Linked DNA regions of Homo sapiens: region 2 is linked to region 1. A link is a loop called in an ENCODE intact Hi-C map of the cell type or tissue named here. Cell type or tissue: mammary epithelial cell. All regions are shown on one strand. Links, peaks and the distances in the headings refer to the core of each region. The heading gives the core; the rest is flanking DNA.

What was found. Peaks named below come from ENCODE experiments on the same cell type or tissue, not always from the same donor. Only the 100,000 strongest peaks of a DNase experiment are listed, where the experiment ranks them.
Region 2: a loop joins it to region 1, with 5 times the contacts of the local background. A loop is called at or near these places in 20 of 110 quality-filtered maps.

The regions. Positions count from the first base shown.
Region 1 is chr1:107,525,589-107,533,920 of GRCh38, reverse strand. No RefSeq gene overlaps it. Among named protein-coding and RNA genes, the nearest start is that of MIR7852, 370 kb to the left of the region's middle. In mammary epithelial cell, for the core only: a CTCF peak has its summit at 4,186 (motif pointing right); DNase peaks (open chromatin) are centred at 1,410, 2,670, 3,190 and 4,170; H3K27ac peaks cover 3,002 bases.
Region 2 is chr1:107,748,430-107,753,429 of GRCh38, reverse strand. It overlaps VAV3 (vav guanine nucleotide exchange factor 3), which reads left to right. Exons shown (of 27, transcript NM_006113.5): 13 at 2,228-2,313; 14 at 3,836-3,968; 15 at 4,353-4,462. Among named protein-coding and RNA genes, the nearest start is that of MIR7852, 150 kb to the left of the region's middle. In mammary epithelial cell, for the core only: CTCF peaks have their summits at 2,856 (motif pointing right) and 4,678; a DNase peak (open chromatin) is centred at 2,869.

The sequences.
Region 1 (8,332 bases), core at 1,359-6,358:
CCCGAGTCAGAGAGGGAGCAAACGGTATCAAAGAGAAACTCATCCAATTGATACAGAACTTCTATGCTCAGGACGCCCTAGGCACTGAAGAAGTGAAATCTAGAAGAAATTGACATTCAATTTAGAAGAATCTGATAGACATCATAGCTAAATGAGCAAAATGCTAAAGTAGCCTCAGAAAAGACATGGCTAAAAAAAAGCGTGGGGACATTCTGTTTTGTGATGAGTTCTTCTGGCAAATAGATTATTTGAGGAATCTATTTTTGGCAGATTGGTTAGTCAGAGAGTTGGGTTTCAAAATCATGGTGATTCAGGGTACTGTCCTGTTCCCCTTTTATTTGATCCACTTATTTGTCCAGACTCTTTTAGACGCAAGTGACAGAAACTCAAAACAGCCTTGGCACAAATAGTAAATTACAGGAAGGATATGGGAGCATCCTATGTAATTGAAGGAAGGATCTGGCAGCCAAACAGGAAGGTAGAGCTGCAGTTGGTCCTCAGGGGCCCCTGACTCAGGTCCATGCTGGATCCTTGCTAGTGTCTGCCTATCCTCGCTGGAGCACTCTGACTTCTCCCACAAGATACTGATGGATCCTGGGCCTCACACCCCATAACTCCCTCCCCGGGAACGGAGCTCACTCTCTGCCCAGCATTGGTTTAGAAATTATAGAGAGGTTCTCTGATTGGCCAGTCTGATCAAGGTACCCAAGAATGGCTGGAAGCAGGGTTTCCCGAAGAATGGGATGATGAGGGCAGATAAAAGGGATGTTTCTTACAGGCCTCATGAGAAGCTGGGAAAGGTGTCCTTGCCTCTTATATCCACATGGCAGTTCTTAGTGATATAAAAGGACAAGCCAGCCAACATCCCTGATGAGCAGCTCTCCAGTCTCTTTCCTCTACCTGCTGGCTTAAAATTGTGATCCCTCTCCACCCTTAAGTCGGAGAAGGGCAGAGTGCCCCCCAGTCCTCCGCTCAGAAGCAATAAGAACAGAAAAACTGCAGGCCAAGTTGAGCCTCACTTTGAACATGGCAATGGCTGTTTAACAAATGCCACAGGGGCTTCTTGTGACAGGGACGAAAAGAGTGAGAGGGCCAGGGACGCTGCTGAGGGGTTCTGGGAAGCTCACCAGGGCCTTTCAGGAATTGAGGCTGCCTGACTGCCCGGAGCCTGGCCCTGAGAGTGGGCAGGTGTGCTGCCTGTATAATGCCCTTGATCTCTAAGAGAAACAGTGGCAAACCAATCAGATGGCAACCTCCTGCCAAGGACTCCATTAGCCCGCTCTGGTGGCTGCTTCTGAAGTGGCGGCTGCTGGCTCCACTCGCTCCCCTGTTCAGAGAGGACATATGGGCCAGGCAGTGATCAATGAGGGAACATCTGGCACAGGAGCAAATCAAACAGCACCGATGACTAATTTAGGAGTGTTGCCTTGCCATTGTTCTTTCTGTGGCCCCATGCAAAGGTCACCCAGTGTGGCAGGCTCAGAGAAGCTGCTGCTTCACCTTCAGCAGTCCCCAGGATCCAACTTGTTTGCCTTAAAAATGAATCGATAGCTTCTTCTTTGAGGGCTGAAACAGCAGCTCCCTATCACTGAATCCTGAATTCTCACGTGCATGGTCAGCCCCCTCCTTGCAAGCCCCTAGGCACCCCTGTTTCTTATTAGCCATTTATCATCTTGCCTCTGAAGTCTCTCTCTTAAAAAAAAAAAAAGAAAAAGAAAAGAAAAAAAAACACTCTACTGAATTCATGTTCTATTTCTGCAACTGAGATTTTTCTCCTTTGGGTTCAAATAAAAGAAATAGCAAATATTAAAGAGCATGAGAGAAAAAGGCACACATGCCTGGCCCATGAATAGACAAGATTGCCTGTAGTTCTGATTTTGGTGGTTTATATAATAGCTTCAAATGCTGGTGAAGACAGGTCTCAGCCTTGCCAGAAATGATCTCTAAATTAAACAGCCATTTTCTTTTAAATTACCTTTAATGGCACATTAGAACCACATAATTTTCAGCCTTGAAGGAGGATTTGGTAGGATATTGGGTGCTATTCGTTTCCTCTTTTTGGGTCAGGAGAGCGCATCAGACAGTTTATGTGTAAAAGTTCTCCATCGGAAATGATACACTTTTTCTTGAGAATTTATTCTCATGTATGAAAGGTGTGCTGTGGGATAAGCCATGTCTTCTGTGATTGACAGTTTGCGTCCTAGCTCACTGATAACACCCAGCTGGCTGTCATGGTGGCAAGGCCTCCTGCTTCTCCTTCTCATCTGGTATCACACACTCATGGGCCTGGGGATGCGCAGAGTCATGGGCTTGAAGGGGTGGTATCCTACTGCTGCCCAGTCACAATTACTCATCTCTCAGAAACACCTAGAAATAAACTGATCCTCTTCCTGGTGGACAGAACATGTTCTATTCCCCGTTCATTCAATTCCCAAGGGAAGTGAATGCTCAATTTCTCTGCTGTTTTATCCTGCAGTCATCCAGCTTCTAAGAGTGATTCTGGAGTCGTCTTGCTGGTTATCTCCATCGGATTTCTTCAGTACAACACTAGCCCCCTCCCACCCTTCATTAACATAGATTGGCATCCTTTATAAGACAAGCAGCCCAGGCAGCTGGGTGATCATTTGAGTGACAAGAGAAGTGGATTCTAGTCTAGCTTAGTCACAAACTCGCTATAGGCTCAGAGACAAGTTACAACCTCTCTGGGCTTCAGTAGCTACACCTTTTAAGGTACACGATGTTCTCTGGGGGAGGGATAGCATTAGGAGAAATACCTAATGTAAATGATGAGTTGATGGGTGCAGCAAACCAACACGGCACATGTATACCTATGTATCAAACCTGCACGTTGTACACATGTACCCTAGAACTTAAAGTATAATAATAATAAAAAGAACAGGTAAAAAAATAATAAAAAAAAGATACACGAATCTAGATCTTCTGATTTGGTAATAATCGAAGGGGGGTGGTGGGTAACAGATTCAGGGAAAAAGAGAAACGGGAAAACTATGCTTCGTCAACAAGGCAATAATGGTGAACCAATGTGTGTTTAGAGGCCCTATATGCTTGTGTTCAGAGTATTCCATTGTGTCTTTGCTATCCGAAGCTGCTCAGGGACATAGTCATGAATCAAGACTTCCAGTAAATGCCTCTGGAACGTGGAGGAATGAGAACCTGGCAGGAAGACAGTGCAGGGCATTGTCTGGAGCTCGTTCCTCTTGGTTGCGTGACTGCCCATTATGACTGTCTGATGATGGCAATGTGATCATTTGTCTAGCAATTACAAAGCATCTTCATTTTACTGCCTCTTTTAATGTTCCCAATAACCCTGTGAAGTAAATATTATTCTCCCTACTTTAGAGATGAAAACCCTGAGGTTTAGAAAGGTTAATGACTTGTTATATGATGCTCAGGTACTAAAGAGTAGAGTTGAGATACAAAGCTAAGACTTCTGATTTCACATATAATACAATTTCCATATTTTCAACAGTTGTCAGACTGTGCCCTCAAAGGTGTGGGTTTGGAGGATGTGTCTGGGGTGGTGGCGGGGGTGGGAGAGAAAAGCTAAACCAGTGGCGCTCAGACTCCCTGCTTCAATCAAAGCACCTTTATTGTTCTATTCTATATTTATATAATGCCACCCTAAATTTGGCTTTAAACAAAATGTTTCTAGTGCTAAAAAGTCAAGTTTATGAGACGCAAAATATACCATTGTGGTGTTGAAGATGAAACCTTTTTTCAGTCTCTTTACTCGGAGGATTCTGCGTTCTTTGTTCCAACAATCCCAGCTCGAAATCCTCTCTCTCTCTCTCTCTCAGAGGAGCTGACCACAGATGCTCTTACTTCTCTCAGTCCAGTGAGCCATATTCTGTTTTTTGTGGGCCTTTCACAGGAAAAGTGTTCTGTGGCCAAGGTAGTTGATAACAAGCCAGATGTTCAGCCCAGATAGAGACCCCATTCCTTTCCTTAGAAGAATTGACCCACATGTTCCAACTTGCCTCATAAATATAAAAAGAAAAGCCTAGCTTCCATTTTAATTAGATGAAATAATTACATGTCACACATCTCTTAAGCAGTTTTATACTCGCTCTGACTGTGATGCAGGGATTAGCATTCAAAGACGCTGCTTGCCCTGTGTACAGATGTTGGGTTTATAGACTGTCATGCTCCTTGTGGCCACAAGATGTCAGGCAAATATGGTCATGGGATATAGGTGCAGGAAGGTGCCTTGGCTCCTGAAAATACCATTGACGAGTTCATTAGCTGATTAAAATCCTTCCAATAAGCTTGTTGGAAGAACCTAGGGAAAGTCTATGAAATGTGTCATATTGTTATCCTGTTGATGGAGACGCTGAACACGACTAGGAGGTAATCAGATTAAGATCAACAAATATTGATTGTACATGCTTGCACGATTAAATCCTGAATAATTAAAGGCCACTGAGTTTCCTAGCTCTCATCTTAGTGTGTGTTTCCATAAGCAACATGTGCTGTGTTTCCAAAGTACCATGAATAGACATGGCTATAGGAAAGAAATGGGATCAGTCAGAGAATCAATCACTTTTAAAAGTTTCAGTTTGAAAATCTGATGAAATAAAGAAGTGGGTTTTAAGTTAACAGCTATTCTATAATCATGAGACATTTTATAAACCAAAATATATAAAATAAAGCCATACACTGAAACTTGTGCATACTTCTAATGTAGATTTGTTTACTCCATGATTTGAATGATTTGTTAATTAACAGCTGATCTGACACACCACCCCTCACTATTCTTTTAGTCTCTGGACCGACTTTCTATAGAAGCTTCCTTGGGGTCTGGCAGAAGGAAGCAGTAATGACAAGCAAAGGTTGAGCTCAATCGATCTGTGGTTATTGAGTTCCTACAGAGAGCTGGGTGCTGCTGAGGCTGCAGCAGACCTAGAGGGCATGGCTTATGCCTCACTGTTTCTTCCCTTTCATTTATCTCTTTCTTCTAATTTTCTGTGTTCTACTTCTTAACTCTTCAGATGCTTCTTACTGCTAAGCTAGGTGAGGGGATAAGCTTTTATTTATTTACCTTTGAAAACATGCTGATCTCCTACTATGTGCTAGACTTTGGCCTGGAGATTCAGAGACAAATTTTAAAATGGTGCTTACCTTGCTCATGGATCCGGCAAGCCAAAAATCGTATTACAGCAGTATGGCACTGGCAATGCAATCAAGTAAATGTCCTATGGAGCGCACAGGCAAAGGGGGATTCATTCCGCTTGGTCCTGAGGGCATTGTGGTACTTCACAACAATGTAAATTGGAACTCATCAAGTGAACAGGGATGGGGCAGCCTGAAGAATTAGAATATGTGAAGGCAAGTCTGTTCCAGTAAAAGCTAAGCTGCTGTGAGAAAGAGATCTGCAGTACAGTAACTTGAAAAGATAGATGTCCATTTTCCTCTCATATAATAGTCTAAAGGTAGGCAGTCTGGTGGGGCTGCCCTACTCCATGAGGTCATTCAGGGACCATGGTCCTTCCAACTTGTTGCTCCACCATCCTCTAGGCATTTTTCACACTGCTGGAGCATCAGCTGGCTTGCCATTTCCAGCCGTGTGAAGAATAGGGAGAAGTGGTCCAGGGTAAGTTACTTTATTATAGTAAGGAAGGCAGAAATTGCACACTTCTTTATATTTCATTGACTTTGACATGACCACATCTAGCCTCAAGGGGGGCAGGGAAATATGCTTGTAATAAGGTGGTTCTGTACCCATGAAAAAAACAGGAAAAACAAGTTACGGGGGCAACTAGCATCTCGCCACAGCAGAGGCACGTGGAAGGGAATAGTCTGTTGTGGAACTTGCACGCAGTGGAGTGTAGCTGGATCATGGCTCATGTGACTGGTAAGGTGGGGCCAGGATGTGGAGGAGTTTGAATGCTACATTGCTAAAAAAAATTTTAATGAAGCCAGCATGCTGAGCTTTGTGTTTGAGGGTAAGTCACTCTAGCACCTGAGGGTTGAGGAAGCGTTTGGAATGATTAGACTGAAGGCTGTTGTCGTTTTAGGTCCAGGTGAAAGAAGGTGAAGGCTTCTCTCAGGAAAGGAGAGCCAAGGGTAATGGGGAAAGTAGATTTAAGAGACATTTAAGCCAGAACTAGAACTTAAACTGGCTGGTAAGTTTCTACAGGTCACCTCAATTAAAAACTGTTAATGAACCACACTGACAGTATTTTTATTATTAGCAAAGTCTCTTCAACAGAGAACAGGCTAAATGTTTCTTTGACCCCTGCCCTCAGCTTTTGTCAAATGTGCACATTCTAGAAATTAAGGGAGCACAGTGGGGTCTTTATGGTTTAACAAGTTGGGTCCATGTTCACTTCTCATATATTCTCAAGACAATCTTGTGGGTTCGGAACACAGAATAATATGTCAGTACATTAAGAGTGTCTCTGTCATTTGCCCCTCAGGGATTGGGACACAAACCAAGTTCACAGAGACTGATATATATTAGCTAGATCACCAATTTAGTCATCTGTAATTAGAAAAGCTACTGGCAGACAGACATATGTCAACTTGGCCTGCTCTCTGGGGGGCACTCTACATGGGAAGTCAAATTATCAGAAGATTGCTTGAGGGGTGTGGAACTGAACAAGGGGAATTATACATTTGAATATTAAATGGTGTTAAGCTTCGATAGCTTCATGCATTCATCTCCAAGGTGGGAACGTGGCTGTCAGGAACACTAACTTCTTTGTTTGGACTTACCAGGCATCTTGTCCTAGACAAATCTAAGAAGAAATTTCCAAACTTGGAAACTTCGGCATTTCCATCAGTATAACCACATACTAGGGGGTATTTATAATTAAGCACCACACATGGAGACTCTGATAAGCACCAAGACCCCCCTGCCCCAATGTGAAAACTGTTGGGAGTATGGTTTATTCTGGAGAGGAGCCAGAGGAGATCAAACACTGAGAGATCAAAGACTGACTGGGGCTAGCAAACGTTTTCTCCAAAGGGCTAGAGAGTAAATACTTAGGAAATGTAGACCACATGATTCTGTCATAGCTACAGAACTCCATCATTGTAGCACAGAAACAGGCTTAGACAATATGTAAACAAATGTTCCAATGAAACCTTATTTACAGAAACAGGCAGCAAGCTGGACTTGGCCCACAGGCCATTGTTTGCTGACCCCTTGAGATGCCAGTCCTAGATTATCAGTTCACAAAACCTTTCTCCAAAGAGGATTCAATACTATTGATTTTTTTTCTACTGACTAAATCCTAATTATGTTCAAGTTTGCCATCCCTGGGTTTGCTCCTAGATCACCCTGACTAGAATTTGGGGTGTTTCTAAAGCTATAAGGCACAGATAATCTCTTGGTTTACTCCCACAGATATGTGTCACATCTACTGTTTGACTAGTTGAAGTTTTCAAAGCCCATCTTATTTCTCTCCAAGTTCCAGGGTAGCAACTCACTCTGTATCTATGAATAAAACCCATTTTACAGACGAGCAATCCACCTTAGAGTGACCCAGGTGAGTGTCAGAGCTGAGACTGGATGTCAAGTCATCCACCTGCAGGCCCAGCATTTACTCTACTTGGTCATATTTTCCTGGGTAGATTCTAACTCTGTAGGCTTACAATTTGGACAGGGAGGTAAATTAATTTAGCTCAGTGTAATGACAACAGAGAAATGTGGTAGTATGGGTATGGTAGAAAATGATTAGGGCTTGGGGGCTGTGAAAACAAACAAAACTGAAATGTAAACCTGAGCTCACTGCCTAACATCTATAGCAAACATGGCCTTTCTAGAACAAAGAAAAGAGGTGATTTAGTCATTGAAGCTAAAGGGGTTTTATATGACTGTGTGTTTGGATTTAATCTCTATACTTCATTAAGGATGCGGTGGTGAACAATGTCTGCTTCCCATCGTACTGATGAAGGGCAATGAGACCAGAAATATCCTTCAGTCATCTGTGAGTGGCTTTGGGTGTTGCCAGGCTTGGCAGATGGAATTCAGAAAAATGTTGATTTATGTGTCCCTCATTGTTACAGCAGTGGTATTATAAATTGGATGTCCTTATTCTGACTGGTGGCACTCCTATGGTACCCTTCTTGACCCTAAGCCCCACCCCCTGTAGAAATCAACTGCTCCCTCTTCTCTGTAAGTCTGGCTCCAATAAGGCCTACAACACTTTAGGGATTTGTCCTTTTACAGGTCTCTTCCTCTCTTTCCTTTGAAGGCAACAATTAGGTTGAGTCCACCTAGCATAGGGTCTGGCCCTGAATAGTCATTCTATAAATATTTGATGAGAGAAAGAGAGCTTCCCCATGCAACTTACCCCAACTTCCATCT
Region 2 (5,000 bases), core at 1-5,000, 220 kb before region 1:
TTGCCATTCTAATTATTTTCAAATTAGAAGTGCATTCATGATGTTGTGTGACCGTCTCCAAAACTTCATCTTGCAAAACTGAAACTCTGTACTCATTAAACATGAACTTCCCATTCTTCTCTTTCCCTGGCCCCTGGAAACTACCAATCTACTTTCTATCTCTGTAAGCTTAACTACTCTGGGCACCTTATATAAGTGAAATCATACAATATTTGCCATTTCATGACTGGCTTTTTTTACTTAGCATAATGTCTTCAAAGTTCATCCTTGTAGTAGTCATGTGTCAACATTTTATTTTTTTGATTTCCATTTGTTTAAAGCTGAATAATACATCATTTTATATAAATACCTCACTGTTTTTCATTGATGAACATTTGGGTTGCTTCCTTCTTTCAGCTATTGTGAATAATACTGTTATATTATTATTGTCACAGGTGTACCAATATCTATTCAAGTGCCTGCTTTCACTTCTTTTAGTTATATACTTGGAAGTGGAATTCTGGGTTGTATGGTCATTATGTTAATTTATTGAAGAATTGCTATACCATTTTCCACAGCAGCTGCCCCACTTAACTTTCCTACTACCAATGCACAAGGGTTTCAGTTTTTCCACATCCTTACCAACACTCACTATTCGGTTTGTTTGGGTAACAGCCATCTTAATGGTTTTAAAGCAATATCTCATCGTGGGTTTGATTTGCATTTTCTTAATGACTAATGATGTTGAATATTGTCTTTGTGTGTTTGCTGGCCATTTGTATATTCTCTTTGGAAAAATGCCTATTCAAATGCTTTGCCCATTTTTGAATCAAGTTGTTTTTTGTCTTTGTGTTGTAGAAGCTCTTTATTTGTATCCCAGATATCAATCCCTTATAAGACATATGGTTTGCAAATACTTTTCTTGTGTCTGTTGGCTTTTCACTCTGTTGATATTGTCTGTGAGGCACAAAAGTTTTTAATTTTGACAAAGTCCCATTTATCAATCTCGAAGAAATAATTGCTGAATCTATTGTCATAAAGTTTTTCCCCATTTTCTTGTAAAAGTTTTATAGTTTTAACTGTTATGTTTGGGTATTTGAAACATTTTTAGTTATTCTTTATTTATGGTGTAAGGTAATGAAGGGTCTACCTTTATTCTTTTACATGTGGATATCCAGTTTTCCCAGCACCATTTGTTGAAAAGGCTATTCTTTCCCTATTTAATGGTGTTAACCTTGTTGGAAATCATTTGACCATATATGTGAGGACTTATTTCTGGGCTCTCTACTATTCTGTTGGTCTATATACCTGTTTGTATGCCAGTGCCGCATGATTTTGATTATTGTGGCTTTGCAATAAGTTTTGGAAACAAGTCAGTAAGTATGAGACTTCCAGCTTTGTTCCTTTTCAAGATTGTTTTGACTATTCAGAATCCCTTGAGATTCCATAAGAATTTTAGAATGGAATTTTCTATTTGTGCAGAAAACATCACTGGGATTTTGATAAGATACATTTATTTTTATATTTATAGTGTTAATCACACATCTCTGCCCTTTATTAAAATGGAATTTCTGAACGTTAGTGATTTTCAGTCAATTCTTTTTTCCTCTAGCGTGTACAGTAAGTGTTCATAAACACTTAAAAATAATTTAGTTATCAGCCTCTGGGAAAATAGCTCATTATTTTAAATAATTAACTCAGAGCTTTTCGTCCTTGAGGTCCTAGCTCAAGAAAGCCAGCCTGGACTTTATAGACCAAATTAGCGCGCGCCCCCCCGCCCCTTTCTGTACTCCTTCATGGCAATTGTGCGTTTGTAATTGCATGCTTCTGTGAATATTTGTTCCTCCACTGCGCAGTGTGCTTCATGAGGGCAGTGTCTGTATCATTTTGCCGTACACCTGTTATGGTGGTTGGCACGTAGTAGATGCTCAAAAAATATTAATTGCCGAACCGTCTCGTAATTTGGACCCTTCCGGTTGAGTCTTTCTTTTCATAGCTAATTTCCCCTTTAAGAATATATACTAATTAAAATCAATTGATGTCCTTGACATACCCCCTGGGATTACAGAGGACAGACTTATTTGTCATGTAGACCTGAGCTTTTTAGAGTAAGTATGCTTTAAAAGTATAAAAAATGGTAACATTTTAATGTAATAAGGTAGTTGTCTTGAGTAAATATCTCTACTAATATTTGTTTTTATTTTCATGTGATTATGAAAAACTCTGACATGTGCATTTTATATTTTAGAACCAACCAGTTTTGCTTTTTGGACGACCTCAGGGAGATGGTGAAATTCGAATAACCACTCTAGACAAGCATACCAAACAAGAAAGGTAAGAAAAGAAGAATACTATTTTCAAAATAAGTAATTAGTGTCAGAAAACTGAGAAAACCTTAAAGACAATTTTTCCAGTGTGAAGTAGGGGGAAAAAAGGAAGAAATACAAGGAGACAGACCAACCCATGATTTCTAAATTTTTTAAATCTAGATTATCTTAGGTATTCCCACCTGGGTTCTGGTATCTATTAGTTTGTCTAAGTTATTAAGAAGGAAGTAACAAGTATAGATGATCAGCTAGGATACATTAAAATGAGAAGAGCGATAAAGTAAGAACAGATAACTACCATAAAAACATAATTGAATTTTTGGAATATATTTTTAAATAACCAAAAATAATAGAAAAATGCCCTAAGAAAGAAGATTAAGTGAGAATCACGTAGTAATATTTTCTTGAGGGAAATTTGCAGATGTAGTTCTTGAAGATTAGTAAGCTTGGCCCGGAGTCCTTAATTATGTATATATGTAATCATCAAACAGAGGTTTTTGTGGTTGACAATGATTGTTTTCTGGAATCTTTGGAGAAGCGAAAGCCAGTAGGGGGCAGCATCAGCTCTTGCTTCTTCCTCGATAACCCTGGCTCCATAGGTCCTTTAAACCTCTCTGGGAGAAATAGACGTTAAAAGTGATGCAAGTGTTACAGCCCTGTGAATGTGTCATTATCATTGTGTATAAAAAAAATGTGTGTTAATCACTGAGAGTTTATAAAAATACACAAGTATTGGTATTGGATGATGTGGTTATAAGGTTTATTTTCTCCCCCAAGTTACGTTGTTCTTAATAAGAAAAAAGAAATATTAACATGGAAATTTCACCATAACGTTTTCAGTTTACACTTGGCTCATATACCATTCAGTTTGGGTTTTTAGGTGGCCAATTAAATCATGAGGAACAATATAGAGGGTAAAAGCACAGTTTCCAAAATTAGACCTGTTTGTGAATCCTGTTACATGCCTCACTAGCAGTGTGATCTTGAGCAAATTATCTAACTTCTCTAAGCCTCAGTTTCCTCCTCAATAAAATGAAGATGGCAATGATACCTTCCCAGCATGTGGTCTTGGGGATTTAAATTGAGTCATGTTTGTGAAAGGGATGAACACTTCTCAAGGCATTCTGGCTGATTCCTAGTAACTTCAGTAGAAGCTGCTACGGATGTCATTAATATTATTCTATAGGTTTTTAGCTTTTAAATTAAAAAAGATAATTGCTCATGAACAAACTTTATGGCTTATCTCACTTGGCCCTTTCAACAACTCTGCAGTGTGCATTTTACTCTTACTATGATTTTTGCCCATTTTTAAAATGAGGGAACCAAAGCACACTGAGGCCATTTACAAGGTAAAGGGAAATTCCACACACAGTTCTTATAACCTCAAATACCCCGTTGTTTTCAGTGTATGATACTACCTGTTGTCTTTAATGCAAAGAAAAAAACATTTGGTTGCTTTATACCCAAAAAAATTAATAACCCATGTTTCTAAACCATTTAAAATCAATCAATCAATCTCTTTTTCCCAGGCATATCTTCTTATTTGATTTGGCAGTGATCGTATGTAAGAGAAAAGGTGATAACTATGAAATGAAGGAAATAATAGATCTTCAGCAGTACAAGATAGCCAATAATCCTACAACCGATAAAGAAAACAAAAAGGTGACTTTTTGGAAACTAATAACTGTAATTTACTTATAATCTTGAACATTAAGGAAAAGTATGATAATACATTAATGTGAGATATGGCTTATCAATCCAGATGTTTTTGTTTCTAGAGATTGATTAGGTACATAACTTTGTGAGAAATAACTGGATAATGCCACAGCCAGATCTGATCATTTCTAATGCCCTAATGATCCAGATAATAAAACGCATTTGGCATAGAAATTGTTATAGATATGAAGTTGACTACAATAAGCTTGATTGTTCAGTTTGTACATTGATAATATTGTGAGGAGTTTTTGGATAGTTGTGGTATTCTTGTGAATTTAGAAACATGTTATTAATGATACATATTAATCTAAGGAATATTAATTTTAACAGTGGTCTTATGGCTTCTACCTCATCCATACCCAAGGACAAAATGGGTTAGAATTTTATTGCAAAACAAAAGATTTAAAGAAGAAATGGCTAGAACAGTTTGAAATGGCTTTGTGAGTATTTCTATTTTTAAAAGTGCTTTTATTTTTACTAGTTAAATCACTTATGAATAATGAACAACCAATAAGTGTACTCTAATGCTTGTAGCATGTATAATGTGTACAGCGACGGGAATGTTTTTGCTGTGAGCAGGAGTGCTACTAGGCTGCTGGCTGCTTGATAACTTTGGTCTCCTAGGAGAGGAGTTTTGTTGAATTCCTTCAAAAAGAAGAAAGAGGGAGCTCTAATCTTCTGTTTGACTTTCTTATAGGCATGTTTTAGTTCTTTAGCTCTCAGCAGCCCAAGAAAATATTAATTATTCTAATGATAAACTTTTTATGTAATAACTATATTTTTAAATTATATACCTTTAAATAGAAATGCCTCCAAGTGTACATACACAAACAGATATGTAAATGCATATATCTTATTTTTAATAGAAAGATTGAATTATTCTGTTTTAACTCGCTTATTTGAATCTTGGCTAAAATGCTTCGTGTATTTAAGGAATGCTTTAAGGGCTTGATTTCTTTAAGTGGCTTTTAGTTCCAC